2 separate regions of the Homo sapiens genome follow, and region 2 is linked to region 1. The links are chromatin loops, found by intact Hi-C in ENCODE. Cell type or tissue: chondrocyte. All regions are shown on one strand. Links, peaks and the distances in the headings refer to the core of each region. The heading gives the core; the rest is flanking DNA.

Region 1 (2,898 bases), core at 85-2,584:
GTAGAGATAGGGTTTCACCATATTAGCCAGGCTGGTCTCTAACTTCTGACCTCGTGATCCGCCCACCTCGGCCTCCCAGAGTGTTGGGATTACAGGCGTGAGCCTGCACCCGGCCCTGGCTAATTTTTTAATTTTAATTTTTGTAGAGACGGGGGAAGTCTCGCTTTGTTGCCCAGGCTGGTCTTGAACTCCTGGCCTCAAGCGATCCTCCATCTTCAGCCTCCCAAAGTGCTGGGACTACAGGTGTGAGCCACTGTGCCTGGCCAATAATGTAAGATGGGATTGTGTGGAGTAGGTGTGCCTGGGGTCTTTGCTTGCCTGCGGGGACTGAGGTGTGAGGTCTGTGGCCCAGACTGAGCAATGGTGGGCAGGCAAGTCCCTGAGCCCCTAAAACTTGCGAGAGGAGAAGTTTATAGACTGCAGCTCAGGTGCCTATAAATTTGTTGCAGCTTGGGAAGAAGTGATAGAAATTATATCAGGTGTATTTGGAAAACAGGTAAACTCTGTTTTTTGGTTTTTTTTTTTTTTTTTTTTTTTTTTTTTTTTGGAGACGGAGTCTCGCTCTGCTGCCCAAGCTGGAGTGCAGTGGTGCGATTTCAGCTCACTGCAACCTCCACCTGCGGGGTTCAAGCGATTCTCCTGCCTCAGCCTCCCGAGTAGCTGGGATTACGGGCATGGTGCCCGTAACGCCGAAAGTGCTGAGATTACAGGCTTGAGCCACGGCGCCCGGCCACTCATTTTTTAAAAACTAGTTATTAATTATAATTTCTCTTCAAGTTTTCCTGAGATGTAAAAACTCATCGCCTTCAGCTGGTTCTAAACTTCTTGTCTCTGCTAACAACTCTCCCCCCTCCTCGATCTCACCCCACCCCAGTGCACCCCAACTCACTTCATCTCACTTTACTCGAGTCTAGCACTATCTTTTAGGGACCTGAAAACTACTGTCGATAAGGTCAGTTGGGAATTTAGGAGGTCATGGATGTCGGAAATAAAGGTGTGAAAAAGAAGAGGAGGAATTGTTTTGGCTTTAAGACACCGGAACCTCCAAGGTTCCTACAAAACCGTTTGCAGCTTTTGCAAACCGCCTTAAAGTCATCAGCGCCCCACTGCGGAATTCAAAGCTAAGCTGTCACAATTGTTAACACCTTCTTTGACCAGCCTTTTTACATTTGACAATTCTCTTCAGCGCCTCTTTCCTGCCAGCAGGAAGGTTTTGCTGCCTTGGCTTTCGGGAGCCCCCTAGACAGCGAACTGCCCCTTCGCGTGCAGAAGTCGGGGAAGAGTGCTCTCAGCTCGCCTTCCTTGCAGGGTGAGTAGGTTTTGCGGGTTAGAGAGCGGGGCGTGGGGGCGGGGAGGGAGAGTAACAATTTTGGAAGTCCCTGCGTGGTATCTGGAAAGTTAACGACGCTTCAGGTTCTAGGTTGAGCCCAATGACCGTCTTGCCTTGGCAGCTGGTCCCAGGGCGATTGCAGAGCCGCGTGGCCTTCGGCCCCACTCGGGGGACCCAGCTTCGGAGAGGGCGCAGGGGCTGCGAGTCTTGCGAGCCGGAGCCGCGTCCACCCGGGACTAGGCGTCCCCGCCGAGCGCTGGCTTGTGGCGCTCCCTGGGACCGCGCGGGGTCGGGGGTGCGCCCGCGGGGGCCCTCCCACTCTGGTCAACTTTCCCGGCCCCAGGGCCGGGGGAGGCGCCTCTCCTGGCGGGCACGCGCCGGGTACTTAAGGGCGGCTCGGCTGGGCAGGCGGCAGTCGGAGCGCGCGGCGGCGCGGAGCGGAGCGGGAGGAGGGGCATGGAGCCGCCGCGGGCCTGCTGAGCTCCGGAGCGCGGCAGCCGGCGGCACGGTGAGCGCGGGCCGGCCGGCACCCAGGAGGGGAGGGCCGCGCGGGGCTGCGCCGAGGCCGGGGCGCGCCGGGTGGCAGGGGTGCCTCTCGCCGAGCCCCCCGCACCCGGCCAGCTCCCAGCCCTGCGGGCGCCGCGTCCGGCGCGGGGAGGCGGGTTGGGGGCGGCGGCAGCCCCGGGCTTCCCGGCGGCCGTTCCTGCAGCCCCCTCCCCACTGACCCCTCCTCCCTTTCTTCCTGCATCCTCTCCTCTTCCAGCCTCGCCTCCCTCCTCCCCGGCGGCTCCTGTTTTGTGAATGAATTAGGAGGCGGACGCCGGTGCGGGGCTCCAGGCTGGCTGGGGTACCCCTCCCCCGCACCTTCTACGACCTCCCGGGGGTTTGCACCTGTCCGGGCACCAAGGTACCAGGCGCCCACGTTCCTGCGGGTTAGCCGGGCCGCGGCAGCACGTGTCCGGGGGAGTGGGCTCCCCTCCCCTGGCCGGCCTGGAGGGGCCCGGAGGGCGGCCGGGCACAAGAGGAGGAGCCCCGTTGGGCGCACAAGTTTCCATGCCGCTGCGTGTGGCCCTGCCGCGGGGCGCACCTGTCAGCGGGAGAGACGCTGCACACCAGCAGCCCCTCAAAGTTTCGGAGGCTTGATGGAGAAGCGTGCGTCCTTGACTGGGGGTTCTCCTTCCGTAGTCCTGGGAGCCGGACTTGAGAGCGCCCCCAACCTTGTGCCCTTGAAAGCCGAGTGCGCGTTAGTTTGCCTGGGCTGGGCTCCCGTGGATGAGCGAAGGGCATGAGGAGGCGGCGGTCCAGGCTGTAGGATCACCCCACAGCCTCTGCCGGCTTGGGGTGACACAGCCCCCCGCCCCAGGTCTGGGCAGGAGAACCTCGACCACAGCCTGCACCAGCGCCTGATTGCACGTGGGGTATCTGGCTGAGGGACATTTTGGGGGCCTCTATTTGGGGGTGGGGGTAGTAACCTGGGTAATGCCTCTAATTCCTGCGGGGGAGGGGTCCCGCCCAGGGAAGGAGAGGGCCGGCTACACCGGGGATGCGCCTTTGTCTACAGGCACACT
Region 2 (2,898 bases), core at 235-2,734, 400 kb before region 1:
GTGGTGGGGCATGCCTGTTATCCCAGCTACTCGGGAGGCTGAGGGAGGAGAATCGCTTGAGCCCAGGAAGCAGAGGTTTCAGTGAGCCGAGATCACGCCATTGCACTCTAGCCTGGGCAACAGAGCATGACTCCATCTCAAAAAAAAAAAGTGGAGGCTTACTGGAAGAAGGGGTCAGGGGTACCCAGAGAGCCTTCTCTCTAGCCTCATCCTCCCAGCTTGTATTCTTATGAACCCCCAAATCCAGAGCATTTTGAAAAGTGCCCCAATCCCTCCCTGACATTTTACAGATGGAAAAAGAGGCTCAAAAGATGGCACTCCCTATGGCCCCTCCAGTGGGGACAGAGATGGGCCAGCGGCCAGGCCTCACTTCATACCATGCCTTTTCCCTCGTCACTGACCCAACGATCTTTTTTTCTTCCCAAAGGGACTAAAGGGGCTACAGATAGGCCCTGTCCCCACAGTGCGCTTTCCCAGTCCCTAGAGAGGCCTGAGGAGGGTGGCATGCTCTCATTCCTAGACAGTTGGTGAGGAGCTGGGGCCCCGAATTCCCGGCCCCCCATTTCTAGGCATGGACCTCACTCACTCACTTCCGGGCCCACAAAGGGACTCAGGGAGAAGACCCAGCCCGGGGACTGCTGGGGGGTGGCCACTCAGGAAAGGGCCCTGAGGCGATGGGCCTGCCATTGAAAGTGTGGGAGCAGTCACCCTGGGAAGCCCCTTTTACAGCCCACACCCTGTGTGTCCAGTTCGAAGCTTGCTGGAGAGCTCCAGGGAACGACTCCCTCCAGGCTAAAGGCAGAACCCACCTTCTGGCCTCCCGTTAAAACAATCCCCCCAGCAGAGTACAAGTTCAAATCCCGGCACTTCTAGGCATGAGGCCCTGGACAAACCACATAACCTCTCTGTCTCCGTTTTCTCATCTAAAATGGGGGAGTAGGCTGGGCATGGTGGCTCACACCTGTAATCCCAGCACTTTGGGAGGCCGAGGCGGGTGGAACACCTGAGGTCAGGAGTTTGAGACCACCCTGCCCAACATGGCGAAACCCCATCTCTACTAAAAATTTAAAAATTAGCTGGGCATGGTGGTGCGTGCCTGTAATCCCAGCTACTTGGGAGGCTGAGGCAGGAGAATCTCTTGAACCTGGGAGGCAGAGGTTGCAGTGAGCCGAGATCGTGCCACTGCACTCCAGCCTAGGCAACAGAGCGAGACTCCGTCTCAAATAATAATAATCATAATTAATAAATAATAAAATGGGCGAGTAAAAGAGTTAATATTGGCCGGGCGCGGTGGCTCACGCTTGTAATCCCAGCAATTTGGGAGGCCGAGGCGGGCGGATCACGAGGTCAGGAGATCGAGACCATCCTGGCTAACACGGTGAAACCCCGTCTCTACTAAAAATACAAAAAAATTAGCCGGGCGTGGTGGCGGGCGCCTGTAGTCCCAGCTACTCAGGAGGCTGAGGCAGGAGAATGGCGTGAACCCGGGAGGCAGAGCTTGCAGTGAGCCGAGATTGCGCCACTGCACTCCCGCCTGGGCCACAGAGCGAGACTTCGTCTCAAAAAAAAAAAAAAAGGGTTAATATCTGTAAGGGCTTGGAAGGGTGCCTGGCGCACAGGATACTGTGTGTTGTCACTACTGTTGTGGTAGTGTAGGGACTCACAAGGCCTGCTAGCGCTCCCTTGGTGGAAACTGCACTTCCCAGCAGGAGGAATTCCCTGAGATTCCCCAACCTGCAGGGAGTGCCTGTGTCAGGTATGATTTCCCTGAAGGCTCTTTCCCCACGCCCAGCAGAGGGCACCATTCACTCAAACCACCACCACAGCGCATAGAACTCCCAGCCCAAGCGCCAGGTCTGCAGGGAGGGAGGGAGAGAGGAAGGGAACAGTGGCACTGGCTGCCACATGCCACACAGGGAGTCAGCTGGGTGGCCGGAACGGCCTTGGACACTGATGAAGACAGTCAATATGGAGTCAGTTACATGTTCTCCCGCCTCACAACCCTGGGGAGAGTTTCGATGGTTCCCTTTTATTTAAAGGAAATTGCAGCCAGGCGTGATGGCTCACACCTGTAATCCCAGCACTTTGGAAGGCCAAGGTGGGAAAAATCATTTGAGCCCAGGAGTTCCAGACCAGCCTGGGCAACATAGTGAGACCCCATCTCTATTAAAAAACAATTTTTTTTGATTCATCTGAGTGTGGTGACACACACCTGTGGTCCCAGCTACTCGGGAGGCTGAGGAGGAGGATCCCTTGAGCCTAGGAGGTCAAGGCTGCAGTGAGCCGTGATTACACCACTGCACTCCAGCCTGGGTGACAGAACAAGACCCTGCCTCAAAAAAAACGAAAAAATGAGAGAGAGGTTAATGGCCACATACGATCAGGAAGCAGCAGAGACAGTTTTGGGGTCTAGATCTCCTTGATTGCCAGGTGGGCTCTTTTTACAATTAAGGATATAAACTCCAGTTGCAGATGGGGCCGTGGGGCAGGCAGGCCGTAGAAGGTGCCCTTCAGGTAATGCTTATGGCTTCCTGCAAGGTGGAGTTGGCCTCACTGACTCTGAGACTCTGTAGCCCTGAAGCACAAAAGCCACAGCATTCCCAGCCACTTCTGGGGTCCCCTTGAGTATGTGGCATCATCTAAGGCTTTTTTATTCATTCGTTTAACAACTTCATTGAGCACCTGTTCTGTGCAAGACACTGGTTTTTTTTTGGAGATACAGTCTCGCTCTATCCCCCAGGCTGGAGTGCAGTGACGCGATCTTGGCTCACTGCAAACCTCCACCTCCCGAGTTCAAGTGATCCTCCTGCCTCAGCCTCCCGAGTAGCTGGGATTACAGGCGCATGCCACCATGCCTGGCTAACTTTTGTATTTTTAGTAGAGACGGAGTTTCACTAT

The links. Peaks named below come from ENCODE experiments on the same cell type or tissue, not always from the same donor. Only the 100,000 strongest peaks of a DNase experiment are listed, where the experiment ranks them.
Region 2: it touches region 1 in a loop (3-fold over the local background); 4 of 110 quality-filtered maps call a loop at or near these places.

Annotation. Positions count from the first base shown.
Region 1 is chr16:69,104,479-69,107,376 of GRCh38, forward strand. HAS3 (hyaluronan synthase 3) reads left to right here and starts at 1,175. Exons shown (of 4, transcript NM_001199280.2): 1 at 1,175-1,309. RefSeq lists an enhancer at 840-1,388 and a silencer at 1,522-1,801. In chondrocyte, for the core only: CTCF peaks have their summits at 1,106 and 1,306; DNase peaks (open chromatin) are centred at 1,573, 2,243 and 2,463.
Region 2 is chr16:68,702,726-68,705,623 of GRCh38, forward strand. It overlaps a transcript of CDH3 not described here. Among named protein-coding and RNA genes, the nearest start is that of CDH1, 33 kb to the right of the region's middle. RefSeq lists an enhancer at 641-1,141 and a silencer at 1,621-1,915. In chondrocyte, for the core only: a CTCF peak has its summit at 1,792 (motif pointing right); a DNase peak (open chromatin) is centred at 1,861.